Regions from separate parts of the Homo sapiens genome. Here region 1 is linked to region 2. A link is a loop called in an ENCODE intact Hi-C map of the cell type or tissue named here. Cell type or tissue: Caco-2. All regions are shown on one strand. Links, peaks and the distances in the headings refer to the core of each region. The heading gives the core; the rest is flanking DNA. Region 1 overlaps LOC105372016 (a long non-coding RNA gene). Region 2 overlaps LINC01900 (long intergenic non-protein coding RNA 1900).

The links. Peaks named below come from ENCODE experiments on the same cell type or tissue, not always from the same donor. Only the 100,000 strongest peaks of a DNase experiment are listed, where the experiment ranks them.
Region 1: it touches region 2 in a loop (6-fold over the local background); 1 of 110 quality-filtered maps calls a loop at or near these places.

What each region holds. Positions count from the first base shown.
Region 1 is chr18:21,911,324-21,918,939 of GRCh38, forward strand. It overlaps LOC105372016 (a long non-coding RNA gene), which reads left to right. Exons shown (of 4, transcript XR_935276.3): 3 at 3,924-4,028; 4 at 4,626-5,420. Among named protein-coding and RNA genes, the nearest start is that of LINC01900, 66 kb to the right of the region's middle. RefSeq lists an enhancer at 1-55. In Caco-2, for the core only: a CTCF peak has its summit at 3,608; DNase peaks (open chromatin) are centred at 1,718 and 3,628.
Region 2 is chr18:21,988,368-21,995,983 of GRCh38, forward strand. LINC01900 (long intergenic non-protein coding RNA 1900) reads left to right here. Exons shown (of 3, transcript XR_001753529.2): 2 at 5,896-6,062; 3 at 6,443-6,610. Among named protein-coding and RNA genes, the nearest start is that of LINC01900, 11 kb to the left of the region's middle. RefSeq lists an enhancer at 2,794-3,666. In Caco-2, for the core only: no CTCF peak of the experiment used is centred there; DNase peaks (open chromatin) are centred at 2,924 and 3,734.

The sequences.
Region 1 (7,616 bases), core at 1,670-6,669, 76 kb before region 2:
AAATACACACAGTGTACTGATGTGCATAAGGTTATCACCCAGAAAACCAGAATCCTCGCCTCAATACTTACTAGTTTTGTCACTTTGCTTGTTCTCACTCTCTGTGCATAAAACCCCTTCTTTGTAAGAAAATTGCAAATAATATTAACCATACTGATGTTGTAGGGATGCTGACTTATAGTAAAATGATGGGAAACCACTTTACAAATAATATTCCATGTAAAGTTTCAAGGGCAATTGCTGGCATGGAGCATGTGCCAGGTATAGCTCAAAAGTCAGGTTATTATCCTAAAGCCTAAATTCCCTAGAGATGACCATGACCTTGCTTCCCATTTACTTGCTGGGTCGAAAGAGCTTGAGCTCTTTTGCAAACTCATCTGAAGATATATGTCCCTGAACATCGCAGAGGCCAGGTGTTTTCCACAGATCAGTGGAATTCCCCAGCTGCAAAACTTCCTTCCACTACCGTCTGCCACAGCGTGAGGTTGCTGACATTCAGGAAGACATCTTAGGGGTCTCTCTTTGCCTTCATTGGCACATTCAAGGTGGGAGAAGAGGGGAGATTTTATTGTCATCCAGGTGTTAGAGGCTATTGTGAAAAACCTCTATTTTATTAATGTCGGGAATGACATGCTGTGTATTTCAGCCTGATCTATATAAGATAACTTGTTGTGGTAATTAAATTTTATTTTAAAAATTGCAGAGAATATGAAAAATTCTTTTTAATAGACTCATTTGACTTAATTTCATTTTTTACTTTCCAAAAAAAATTATTTTTTAGGGACAGGGTCTCCCTCTGTCACCGAGGCTGCAGTGCAGTGGTATGATCATAGCTCACTGCAGCCTCCCAACACCTGGGCTCAAGCAATCCTCCCACCTCAGTCTCCAGAGTATCTGGGACTACAGACTTGTGACACCATGCACAGCCTAATTTAATTTTCAAAAATTGTACATTTTCAAGGTGTACAGCATGATGCTTTGATATACATGTACATAGTTAAATGGTTCCAACAGTCAAACCAATTATTAGGTTGGTGCAAAAGTAATTGCGATTTTTGCCATTGACGTATCAGAGCCGTTTCTGCTGCAGCAGGTGAAGTGGATCTTTAGCCTGCCTCCACAGAAGCCTGTGTGTCTTGCTGCTAAAACCAGCCTACCAGTTTCCTAGAATCACAGCCTCCCACACCAGTGACCCTGGCTGCTGCAGCCTGTGGGGGTCACTGTGGGCTCTGTATTGGGAAGGCTGGAGGGGATGGGATTTGGAAGAAGCAAGTAGTGATTGGAAGTGGGTAGTGCCCAGGGTGTGCTAGGGCCAAAAAAGCAAAGGACTAGGAGGATCCAGACTTCAAGCTGATTGGGAAAATCCCATGTCTCCCTTTTCCTTTTAGATGTCTGTACCTTTCACTCATTTTTGATGCTGGTAAAAAGAAAACCAGAGCTGGCCATTCCCAAATCCTTTACAACTGCCCCTCCCGGGTTCTTTGTGTTTGCAAATGTAAATGCTAAAGGTCAGCAGGGTTTAAAGCACCTTTTTACCTCCAGCCACTTCCTTGCCCCTTAGAGGCCCAAGCTGGTTCTGAAAAAAGTGTCCAGCAGGGAAAAGCCTGCACCAACCTACCCACCATCACCCCAAATAAATGAGGGCCCAGAGCTTTGCATTGCTTGCAGCTTCTGTGCCTGACAGGCCTGCACTCTGGGTTTTGGAGAGGCCTTATTTCCAGCTGGTTACTAAGGCTGGTGCTGCCTCCAGGTGTGTTATCAGGAGGAGGACAGTTTAAATAGGGCTTATCACTGTGTATTCAATCAAGGTTTATGAGGACTGATAAAGATGTCACCTAGTTGCTTCGTGTGTTCATTAAAACTCTATTCCCTGGTGGGGATAGAAATGCAGGGGGGTTTGTTTTAAAAATTTTTAAACAAAAATTTTGGAACAACTACATGTTGTTCTTTTGATAAAGATGGCGCTGTGGTCAAGCCCATCTGTGTGATCAAACCCACAAAGGAGTGAAGGCAGTCCTCTCGGGCACAGTGCATTCGACCTCCACCTTCCCCGACAATACAACAGTCTTTAATACCATAGGTTATCATAATTGCTTATTTAAGAATTCAATGAACAGCACCACCCTTGGCCTAGGTGCAGCAATAAGCCATTGTGTGCTTTTAATTTTGTGTCCTTTTATATTACTGGATCATTATAACAAAAAGATATTTGTTTTAGTGTTTTATTTTAATAAAAGATTTCTAACTAAATGTGTTTGCCATAGTCCCCCTTTCATAGTCCCTCTTCCTCTTCTACTAGATAGAAAAAAAAAAGCAAAATAGCCCATATTTCCTTTACTAAACCCATAAGTTTGTACATCTAACTAGAGCTGCAGGGAGCATAGTGCAAGAAATGGGCGCTGCTCTGAATGGCTTTGTGTTCTGTGAGCCTAATTGCTGCTTTATAATGAGACCCAGTGTCTCTCAATGGCTCATTGAATATATTTTCTGTTTAATGTTACTAAAGAAGAATTGCAGAATGGAGAGTAAAAAATGTTTTAACTTTTCGGGGTTTTTTCCCCCACCTCCAGTTCAAAAGGCACCATTGCTTGCTGACATCTTCTATCTCCAAACCTATTAACGCTATATGACTAGTTAAAGATAGGGATTTGCTAGCAGGCTACATGTAGACTTTACCTGCATTCTGAACATTTTTAAAAAACAATGTTCAAGTTTACTAAACAAATATTTAAGAGTATTATAATTTTTTTTGAGACAGAGTCTCACTCTGTCACCCAGGCTGGAGAGCAGTGGCATGATCTCAGCTCACTGCAACCTCCGCCTTCTGGGTTCAAGCGATTCTCCTGGCTCAGCCTCCTGAGTAGCTGGAATTACAGGTGTGTGCCACCACACTGGCTAATTTTTGTATTTGTAGTAGAGATGGGCGTTCTGCATGTTGGCCAGGCTGGTCTTGAACTCCTGATCTCAGGTGATCCACCTGTCTCAGCCTCCCTAAGTGCTGGGGTTACAGGTGTGAGCCACTGCACCCAGCCCATAAAATGTTTAACTTTCATCAGCTTCAAGGTTTATGTTTCTCCCAAATTTTGCATACAGCTGAACTTTCAAATCTGCTGACACCCACTGAATTGATTCCACTCTGGATTTTAAGGTGTCAATTTCCTCTTGCATGTTTCTTTGCTTCTTCTAACATTTCTTGTGTTTCTTCTTGAGAATGGCTAATGAAAACATCACCAATTTGATAAGGTATCATTAAACAGTCATCATCTGCAAGCATGAGGTCATCACAAGCATCTTCTAAGTTTTGGAGTTGCTTCTTTTTTACTTCTGATGAATGTTTTTGTTGTTTTTGTAGAGGCAGGGTCTCCCTCTGTTGCCCAGGCTGGTGTCAAACTCCTAGGCTTAGGTGATCCACCTGCCTGGCCTCCCTAAACACTGGGATTACAGGTGTGAGCCATTGCACCTGGCCTTCTCTGATGTATGTTGACCATTAAATATAAGTGTCTTGGGGGATAAAATTACTTGCTCGTTTAATGTTATTTAAATTTGATTTTTTTTTATCTTGAAACTTGTGGACATGCCTTATCTCCACCACTGGGGGTCAGGCTCAGTATGGGGAATTTCTGCTCATTCCATCCCACAATGCAGTTCTTGGGGGCAGCAGAGGGAAGAGGAGTTAAGTAGACTGAATAATGAGGAATGATGGGAAGGTAGAGATGGTGGGATGGGGAGGGGTTGAGAGAAGCTGAGAACTCAAAGGGAAGACTGGGAGAACTGGGACTGCAGGGAGAAGTTAGGAGGGGGTGACATTCAGGTTCAGACCCCAGGAAAATCCTAATGTTGAGGGGAGGGATGCTTATGACTTTTTTGTGTCTGATGATGGCCAAATGCTGCAAGGTCCTTGATGAAATTGCTAATTCTCTTAGGTTGCATCTCCCCAGAAGACACCGAAACAAGGATTTCAGTGCAAGTTGTTTCATGGGAGACTTCAAGAAGCATCAGGGTCGATCCCAGCACTTTGGGAGGCCAAGGTAGGAGAACTGCTTGAGCCTGGGAGTTCGGGACCAGCCTGGGCAACAGAGTGAGACCTCATTTCTACAAATAAAAAAATTAAATTAAATTAAAAAATAGAAGCATCAACAAGAGAGTAGAGAAGAGATACAGGGGAGAGACGGAAACCAGTGGAGGATGTGATCTTGAGCAGCTCCTCTTGTGGGCGACTGGGCCTCAAGCTCCCTGGGGGGCTCTCGGAATTGATGAAGAACCAGTCTCAGAGTCTCTTTCTTGAAGAGCGAGGAAGCTGAGGCATTTGATCACTAACTCCTTCTAACTTGTCCTCATCATTGGCTGACAGCTACTCCCAGGGGTAGCAGCTCCCTGGAATTTCTGACTTGCCTTGTGAGCAGCATCGGCTGCCTGTGGGATGCAGGAGGAGTACAGGGGACTGTGGGCACGGCACTGACGGCGTCCGCAGCACTCGTGTCACCTTCTACCGTATGCATTTGAAAACACTTGCCATCACTTATTAATATGATTTATTTATTGTGAATATCATACTGTATTTATTAATTCTAGGATGGCTCTCTGCTTAACACTTCTTAAATTAGAACACCTCTTATAATTCACAGGACATCTTTCAATGGCTCCTGGCCAACTGGCAGCAGAATTTTACCTTCCTGTGCATGAATGACCTTGGATATTATTCTTGGTGGCATGACTGGACACCTGCAGCCTCTTGATGTTTCCAGTCAAAAAGGTATTTAAGAGCCATTTGTCAGGCGGACCACTTGAGCCCACGAGTTTGAGGCCAGCCTGGGCAGCATAGTGGCACGCTGTTTCTAAAAAACAAAACAAAACAAAAACAAAACAAACAAACAAACAAACAAAAAACGAAAGAAAGGAAGAAAGAAAGAGAAAAGAGCAGTAATATCTTCATCACTGGTCATTGGTCATTGTCTTTAAAACAACTTTCCATCGATATCTTCTGGGGAGAACAAGAGAGCACTAGTGTCAAAACTTCAACCAGCTTGGAAGAAAATTCTGGAGATAAGAGAGCAATAATTTTTTAGGTTGAATCACATAAGTTTGCCATCTTTTGGTCAAAAACAGTCTAATGAGCAATTTCACTTGGTTCCACTTACAAGAAAAGTTCCATCTCTAACACTCTTGATGGGACTGTGTGCAGAAATAAGGGCATTGACAAGTCGGAATTAAAACATAATCTAGAAGGGTTGCATTCTGAATATAAAAAGTTTTAGGAATATTTAAACCAGTTTGTTTTACTTATATTTTCCTTCTTTATACATATGACAAGAGTAATATTTTTTAAAAAATTATTTAAAGGCCTATTCATAGCTTGAAAAAAAATTCTTGCAGTAAAAGCATTTGCAAAAATATGAAATAAAATTTGACATGACAAGGAAGCATTATATCATTAATTGGCAGCTTTTCTTCCTTAGTGACGTAAAATAATGACATCATAACAATCAAGGAGTGTCTCAGATTTTGTGAAATATGATTTATCCCGCCATGGACCTCAGAGGCAGAGAGTGAGGTTGATCATAATTCTTGGTTTCAGGTCATATTTTCACCAATGGTTTGTGCTAGACCTATCTCTGATTTTGTCATTGAATATTGGGTGATAATTATCTCAGTCATATAGATAATAGAAGTGAGAAATGGGGATAAGAGGGAAAATTAGGGTGAGATATTCTAAAACCTTCTTGGTTTTAGACATTGCAAATATCTTCTCCCATTTCATCTTTTAACTTCATCTATAGTATATTTTGTTAAACAAAAATTCCTAATTTTTATGTAATTGAGTTTTTTAACATTGTTGCCTGGGAGCTCATGTTTTTGAAGTTTTGTTTAAGGAGTCCTTTTCCTGTAGGTCACAAAGATTTTCTTCAACATTTTCTTGTTTTGACTTCATAGTTTTATTTTTCATTCCTAAATTTTTTAGTCCGTCTTGAGTCCACCTTTGTTTGCGATGTTACGTGGGATTGAGTTTTATTTTTATTACAGTAAAAAAGTTTCCCCCAGGCTTCTGCTAAACAGACTTTCCACCATTCACTTATGGTGCCACCTTTATCATATGTTAAATTCCCACATATGCATGAGGGTATATCTGAAGTCTCCTTCAGTTCCATTGGTCAGTTTGTCTGTTCATGAGTACATTACCACACTGCTTTTATTATTATAGCTTTTAAATATATCTTAATATATGCTAGAGTATGTCCCCCTCTTCAATCTTATATAAAGTCAGTTAAGACTTTGGGAGGCTGAGGCAGGCAGATCACTTGAGGCCAGGAGTATGAGACCAGCTTGGACATATGGTGAAACCCTGTCTCTAACAAAAATACAAAAAATTAGCTGGGCGTGGTGGCACACGCCTGTGGTCCCAGCTACTTGGGAGGCTGAGGTAGGAGGATCATTTGAACCTGGGAGCCAGAGGTTGCAGTGAGCTGTGACTGCACCACTGTACTCCAGCATGGGTGACAGAGTGAGAACCTGTCTCAAAACAAACAAACAAACAAACAAATAAAGTTAATTATGTATTTTTGGTGGATACTTCTTCCATATAAATTTTAGAATGTGTTTATTGAATTTCTTTAAAAGTCCAATTGGAATTGCACTAAATTTGTAGATTAATTTGGGGGAGAACTCAGGGAATCCATCCAAGAGGATGGCATAGCTCCCCACTAACTCAGCTCATTTTGTACATCCTTTGTTACAGTTTAAAATGTTTTCCATCAGAGGATTTATAAATTCTTAACTTAGTAACTTCTCAGTTACTATATATTTTTTGTTGCTGTTATGAATAATACTATATTTTAAAAAGTGATGTTTCCTAGGCAGTTATCATTAGTTTAGAGCAGAGATAGGGACGCTTTTTCTGTAAAGGGCCAGATAGTAAATATTTTAAGCCTGGCAGCCATGTAAGGTCTCTGTTACATATCCTTCTTTTTCTTTTTCTTAGTTGTTTTACAACCCTTTAATAAATGTAAAAACCATTCTTAGCTGGTGGGGGCCTTACAAAAACAGGCCTTAGAGGGCATTTGGCCCACAGCATGTTAGTTTTCCAGTTGCTAGTGTAGAAAAATGGTATTGACCTGTGTACATTTCTCTTTTAGTCTATGGTGTTGCTGAGCTCTCTTATTAGTTCTAATGATTTGCCTGATTGTTCTGTTAGTTTTCTACATAGGTGAATAATACAATTTTTATGTCTTCCCTTTTAATTCTTACCTCTCTTACTTCTTTTCCTCTTGTAGGGTTGGCCAGGACTTTTCCTTGTAATGTTCAACAGACGTAATGACAGTGGGCAGTCTTATCTTATTCTTATCTTAAAGGGAATACATCTAAAGTTTTTTCTTAACTATAATGTTTACTAAAGGCTTTGGTGTATTACTTTTACTAAGTTAAGAAAGTTTCCTTCTATTCCTAGTTTTCTAGGGATTTTTAAAAAAATCATAATTAAGTGGTGACTTTTATCTGAAACTTTTTCCATCATTTGAGATAATGCAATTTACCTCTTGTAGCCTACTAACGAGGTAAATTGATTTGATAGATTTTCACAGATTGAACCATCCTTGCATTTCTGAGATAAACTTCATTGATCA
Region 2 (7,616 bases), core at 861-5,860:
TTTGATTCTTGTAAAATATAGATGGAAAGGAAAAGGAACTAGAATAGCTAAAACAATCTTGAAAGAGAATAAAGTGGGAAGAATCAGTACCCAAAAAACTGGCTAGAGAGTACCCAGGATCTCTTAGCATTATTTCTTACAACTGCATGTGAGTTTACACTTATATCAAAGGTTTAATTAAAAATATTTCTCAGCCGGGTGCGGTGGCTCACGCCTGTAATCCCAGCACTCTGGGAGGCTGAGGTGGGCGGATCACTTGAGGTCAGGAGTTCGAGACCAGACTGACCAACATGGTGAAACCCTGTCTCTACTAAAAATACAAAATTAGCTGGGTGTGGTGGTGCATGCCTGTAATCCTAGCTACTCGGGGGTCTGAGGCAGAATAATTGCTTGAAGCCGGGAGGCAGAGGTTGCGGTGAGCCGAGAACGCACCATTGCACTCCAGCCTGGGCAACAAGAGCGAAACTCTATCTCAAAAAAAAAAAAATTTTTTTTTCAGATATATCAGGAATTGTAGTCAAATACCTTTAAATTATGAGCTTGTATATATTTTAGGTAGTTGCTCAAATTAATATTTAACACATCTGTTTTATTTACATACACATCTGTTTGTTTCCACATCTGTTTTATTTATCCAGTATTCTGGAATGAGCTACAGTATAAAGTAACCTACACTTTTTTGTTTTTTGAGACGGAGTTTCACTCTTGTTGTCCAGGCTGGAGTGCAATGGCGCAATCTCGGCTCACCGCAACCTCCGCCTCCCGGGTTCAAGCGATTCTCCTGCCTCAGCCTCCCGAGTAACTGGGATTATAGGCATGCGCCACCATGCCCAGCTAATGTTTTGTATTTTTAGTAGAGACGGATTTTCTCCATGTTGGTCAGGCTGGTTTCAAACTCCTGACCTCAGGTGATCCACCTGCCTTGGCCTCCCAAAGTGCTGGGATTACAGGCGTGAGCCATCGCACCTAGCCAACCTACACTTTTACTCTCACCGAAACTCCATGTGTGTCTGTCCCATTTGTTCTGTCATAAAACTTCTCATCCACTCCCTCAATCAGTGATTTATTCATTCAAACATGTTTGGTGTGCAAAGGATGAGTGAGGCTCAGTGCCATCTTGGTGTCGCACCATTAAGCCAGACCTTTCTATCCATGTTTGTGGCTCCCAGATATTGTAGAAGTGACACGCTGAAGTCTGATTTAGATTCTTTTGTGAAAACCACTTTTGGAGTGTCAGTTTTTGGGCTTTTGAAAAGCCTTCTTCAGAATTTGCAATCCAAAGAAGGTACAAAAGGCTTTCTGGTTTCTCCCAAGATGTCGCTCATTAGATCAATGGACTTTTCAAATAACATGGAAAGTGAACAAGCCCTTTCTTTTCTTCTTTAGGGTTTTGTAGACCAAATACATTAGTTAATTTTAAAAATAAGAATAAAAGTGTAAAGAACGGATAGATGGAAATTTTGTTTTTCTCTCAATTCTCCTATCAGACCCTGGGCAGAAATGGGTCTGCAACATTTGATCCCAAGAATTCTTAACCAGAAGTCCCTGGATAAGTCTGGGCACTGGCTGAAATGGCATGCCATATTTTGGGACATTCTTCTGGAGAGGGAATCCACAGCTTTCAAGGATTCCCTTGAAAGGGTCTGTAACCCAGAAAATATAAGAATACCTGTTTTAATGGCTGAAGGCTCCAGAGACGTAGAAAGAACTAGAAATATGTGGGAAGAGCCTATCCATGGCCTGATGAGGGAGCTGGCTTTCATCTTCACCCTTCCTACCGGTTCAAGGGCTGACTCAAACACCTCTTCCCTGTGAAGCTTTCTCTGATCAGCTCACCTCCTCTCAGCCAGAAGCCGTCTCTTCTCTGAGCTTCCAGAGTCTTTGCTTGCTCTTCTTTTAAGACACTTACCCGTCAGATGTAGTGACTCATGCCTGTAATCCCAGCACTTTGGGAGGCCAAAGTGGGAGGATCACTTGAGGCCAGGAGTTCGAGACCAGCCTGGACAACATAGGGAGACCCTGTCTCTACAAAATAAATAAATACATAAATAAATAAGACGCCACTTTCTATCACATGTGAAACTAGATATTGCCTCTATTCGCTGCCCCTGTACCATTATGGATTTGTTCTAAGTGGATGATCTAGACATATTTGTTGGGCGAGTGATGGTCCTTACAAGTTTGGTGGCAGCCCTTCAGAATTGGCCTGGAGATAAGAATGGTTGGTTCTTTTGCTTTTCAACAAAAAATGTAAGGCATTGGGCATTGACTGGCATTTTACATGATGTGAAATGCCCAGTGGGGAAGGTAGTCAGTCCTTCTGCAGGGACTGAATGCCTGCTCAGTGAGAAACTGTAAGCAACCTTTGCATCTTCTTTTTTTTTTTTCTTTTTTTTTGAGATGGAGTCTCGCTCTGTTGCCCAGGCTGGAATGCAGTGGCCTGGTCTCAGCTCACTGCAAGCTCCGCCTCCTGGGTTCACATTATTCTCCTGCCTCAGCCTCCCGAGTAGCTGGAACTACAGGCACCCACCACCATGCCTTGCATCTTCTAAATCCAGCTCAGCTGTGGCATTGTAAATAGCACTCTGCCTTGTCCCAGCTGTCTTATTTGTGAAATACTTAGAAAAACTCCACCAATCTCCTGACTTCACCTTTCCTTTAGGGTAAATCTATTATTTTAAGGGAGGGTGGGAGTGGAGAGAGGGACTCAAGTATTCCTTGTTCCAGTGGAATTTGTCCCAACCTCCCACAGCATTGCCTCCAGCCCATCTTGCATTCTTGGCTTTTGAAGAGGAGGGGCAACCCCCTTCTTATCTGGGATTGCCTGCTTAAACAAACTCAGTGGTGTGGAGGTATTGTCCTTTGGAAACTTGGCCTGGGACACTTTACCAAGTGTCTGCAAACATTTAGACATGGAAAACTACCCACTGTTAACCCAGAGCTCATTGTCTCTGCTCAGGGCTGCTCTTCTCTGAAAGTGGCTTGTGGTTGGGGGTGGAGGTGGTGAGAGTCGGCCCAAGGGAATCCCTCAGTTGGGGCTCTGGGCTGGGGAATTGTGCTGCTGTTTGTTTAAACAACCTGAGTGTAATTGGATTGTTTGAGATGCCCAAGATGTTTGGGAAAGTGGGGGAAGGGAGGCAGCTTGCTGGGGGAGAGAGTCACCAGCAGGGACTTTGATGGGTGGCAGGCTGGGTGGTTGTCAGCCTCCAGATTGCAAAGCCAGTGGGAAGGATGGCCCTTCCGGCTTGTCCGTGGGCACATCAGGACCTGGGTCAATAGGTCGGACCATGTAGTCTATAAAATATTAAAGCTAGTACTTGAGGGGTGGATCAGGATATGAGGAATATTTAACTTAAAATCAATTATCCCTTTTTAACCATAACAATCTAAGGATAGCACAAATGCACGGTTACATGTTTGCTTGTTATTTAGATCTGATTTTTTAAAATCCCACAAAAATAGTTGTAATGACCAACTCAGGTTTCACTAGTAAGAATGCTGGGTAGGAATTCTTAAGGAGTTGCTACATCATTCCTTGGGACAGAACAGGGGCTATCGGGGAGTATTTGACAGGCCTATGGAAAAAATAAGTCTGTGCTTTATTGTAGGGATCATACCCTTCCATTTGACCTAGGGAAAAGGGCAAAGAGTGTTAAAAAAATGAGAAGAATCTGGGAATAATAGAAGGAATCTTTGCAATGCTGGGCCTGGCCAGCACCGCCCTGTGAGATCAGACCTCACGTGAACCATGTTCTCACGTCACCTGAGGCATGCAGGTAGACTCCACAAACCAGGTGTGAATACTTATTAGGGATGCTTACCATGTAAGAAATAATTAGAAAAGGTAAAGGGCTCCTATTACGTGGCGGGCTCCCAAATTTGTAATTTTACTTAATCACTGCTGGAACCTGTGACAGAAGTTAGAAAAACAGACTGTGGCTCAGAGGGGTGAAATGAACTTGCCCAGACCACAAAGAGGGAAATGGTTCAATCTGGATTTGCATTAAGATCCTTCTGTTTTCAAAACTCTCTTTCCAATACACTATACTCATACTTCTCCCTACCCTGCAAAAAAAGAATGAAAATGCAGAATTAATCACCATGCAGGTTCAAAAACAAATAACCCTCTTTTGATATGCCAGTAGCATATCACACATAGAGGCCTTCAGCTAAATAAACAATCAATTAGGGAAAGGATAGAAATGTTAATATTGGTAAAACCTACTGATCTTCTGATTGGGAATACATTTTAGATTATTTGAGGATGGAATGCTTGTCATCTTCATTTTAAGATGGCTATCAGTTTTTGAGGTTAGCCCTTAGTTAAAATAAAGTCGTAGTCAAGTATCTTGTAACATTTAGTGGAACAATACCTGACAGGGTACATTTACCCTTTCACCTTTTTTTTTTTTTTTGAGACAGAGTTTCACTCTGTGGCCCAGGCTGGAGTACAGTGGCATGATCTGGGCTCACCGCAACCTCCACCTCCTGGGCTCAAGTGATTCTCCCAGCTCAGCCTCCCAAGTAGCTGGGAGGCACAAGCCACCACACCTAGATAATTTTTGTGGGTTTTTTTTTTCTTTGTAGAGACAGGGTTTCACCATGTTGCCCAGGCTGGTCTCAAACTCCTGGACTCAAGGGATCCATCTGCCTCAGCCTCCCAAAGTGCTGGGATTACAGGTGTGAGCCACTGTGCCTGGCCTAACCTTTCACTCTTAACATGGTTATCTCTGTAAAAGAAAAATAGCTTTGTAAAGGCGTTGTCTTTTTTTGCTTTTTTTTTTTTTTTTTTTTGAGACAGAGTCTTCCTTTGTCACCCAGGCTGGAGTGCAGTGGTGCACTAATAGCTCACTGCAGCCTGAAACTCCTGGGCTCAAGCAATCCTCCTGCCTCAGCCTCCTGAGTAGCTGGGACTACAGGTGTATGCCACCATGCCCAGCTCAAATTTTTCAACATTTATTTTTAATTTATTTGTTTTCACTGTGTTACCCAGGCTCATCTTGAACTCCTGGCCTCAGGCAATCCTCCCACTTCAGCCTCCCAAGGTGGGATCGTAGCTGTGAATCACCATGCCCAGCCAGCTTTGTAAAATTTAAAAGATTCATAACAGTATTTTGACAAATACTTCAGAATATTGTTTTCAGAGAAAAGGGCTTTCTATACTTGCCGAGCAGCTCAGTTTTGCACCGGCTCCAAGCAGCAGCTACTTCTGTTGCTTGGCTGGTGGGTGTCATTTCATGGGCATAGAGAACCACTGTGCAAACAGTGGTGTAACAGACAGCACAGAACAATCGCTGTTTCTATGCCATTTGGCAACTCCATTCTCCTAGACTCTGAGGGCTTCTTAAGGTAGGAGCCAAGGGGCTTTTCAAAATCACACCATGACCACACTGGTTTCGTGGGAGCTGATAGCTTCTTCTAGCACTCCAGGTCTTTGACACCAGAAGGCTGCCTGGCTCCAAATACTTAAAAATTGACGATGTTGGCTGGGCGCGGTGGCTCATGCTTGTAATCCCAGCACTTTGGGAGCCGAGGCGGGTGGATCACAAGGTCAGGAGTTAGAGAACAGCCTGGTCAACACAGTGAAACCCTGTCTTTACTAAAAATACAAAAATTAGCCAGGCATAGTGGCAGATGCCTGTAATCCCAGCTACTGGGGAGGCTGAGGAAGGAGAATTGCTTGAACCTGGGAGGCAGAGGTTGCAGTGAGCCGAGATCGTGCCATTGCACCCCAGCCTAGGCGACAGAGCTAGACTCCGTCTTGGGGAAAAAAAGAAAAAAAATTGAAGCTGTCAGCTAAGTAAAGGGAGTATTTACAATATGGAGGAATGGAAGTGCAGCGAGGCTGGTGGTGCAGCACTGGAGGGTCAGACAGTGTCTTTTTATCCTTTGCAGTTTGCAGAGGATGCAGCAGGTGAGTCCTGTAGACATCAGAGGGGCTTCGACGCTGCACAGCTGCCACTCAGAGGGGACACTGCTGGCCTCGATCACATCATGGAGACCACAAGGATGCTGGGAATGCACTTCCCATTGGCCGAGCTGAGGATATGAGCAGGCCATGGGTGAGCCAGGGTTTCCATTTCTCTTCCCGCCATGAGAATTTCATGCCAGTCAATTTTAACATAATAATTTATTTTGCATTTTGCTGTCCTCACTAAGGTATGCATGGATCGTTAAAGATTAGGAAGTTTGTTCTTTGATTGGATTCTTTGATCAGATGGATAAGATCCTTCCATCTCTTTAAGAATGCCACCTCCTCCTCCAGCCCCAATCCTGGCTTCCCAAATTCCAAGCTCCCAACACTTGAAAGGCCCAAACCTTGTTAGGTTTGATGATAGCAATTTACAATTAACAAATACATTGATAATGAGTGTTCTTTTCTGTAGGTTTGTTTAAAAGTGAAAACAATGTGGCTAGTCATAAAAGTTTCTCTTTGTTTTAGGCTGGATGGCTCACGCGTTCAGAGGAGGGACAGCGCTTGTTGCAGAGAATGAGATTTAGTGTGATGTGTATAAAGGTGTTTCATGGCTAAAGACCAAACAGAGACTAGTGTCTCCCACTCAGGAAGAATAATCACCATGCTAATGGATTAAAATTCTGTTACATAGAATAATCACAGGTTTAAATAAGACTCTGCCTGCTTTATAATTATCAGTATGTGAAAATACACTGAATCAAGGCTGAGTGTAGTGGCTCATGCCTGTAATCCCAGCACTTTGGGAGGCTGAGGCGGGAGGATCACTTGAGGGCAGGAGTTCAAGACCAGCCTGGCCAATCTGGTGAAACCCCGTCTCTACTAAAAATACAAAAATTAACTGGGTGTGGTGGGAGGCACCTCTAATCCCAGCTACTGGGGAGGCTGAGGCAGGAGAATCGCTTGAGCCCGGGAGGTGGAGGTTGCAGTGAGCCGAGATTGTGCCACTGCACTGCAGCCTGGGTGACAGAGTGAGTCTCTGTCTCAAAAAAAAGGAAAAAAAATATATATATACGAATCAAGATGACTCTTAGATATTTGGCTAGAGCCACGGGGTTGATGGGTAGATGGTGATGTTAGTTCTCAAGGAAAGGACCTGCGACAAGTTTATTTGTCACATTTATTTCCTGTTTCAATTATTTCCAAAATGATCAAGACAGGAAATAGGGAGAACAGGTTGGGTGTGTACATATGTGTATTGAATCCAGTGCTTAAACTCACATGCTCTGAAGTCAGAGGTCATGCGTCCAAATCCCAGTTTCACCACTTACTACTTGGGTGATCTTGGGCAAGTGGGTTTATCTCTCTGTGTTTTCGGATCCTAATATAGAAAATAGGTATAAGCCGGGAGCAGTGGCTCACGCCTATAATCCCAGTACTTTGGGAGGCCAAGGCGGGCAGATCACTTGAGCTCAGGAATTTGAGACCAGCCTGGCCAACAGGGTGAAACCCCATCTCTACTAAAACACAAAAATTAGCTGGGTATGGTGGTGTGAGCCTGTAGTCCCAGCTACTCGGGAGGCTGAGGCAGGAGAATTGCTTGAACCCGGGAGGCAGAGGTTGCAGTGAGCTGAGATTGGGCCACTGCACTCCAGCCTGGGCAACAGAGTGAGACTGTCTCAAAAAAAAAAAAAAAAAAAAA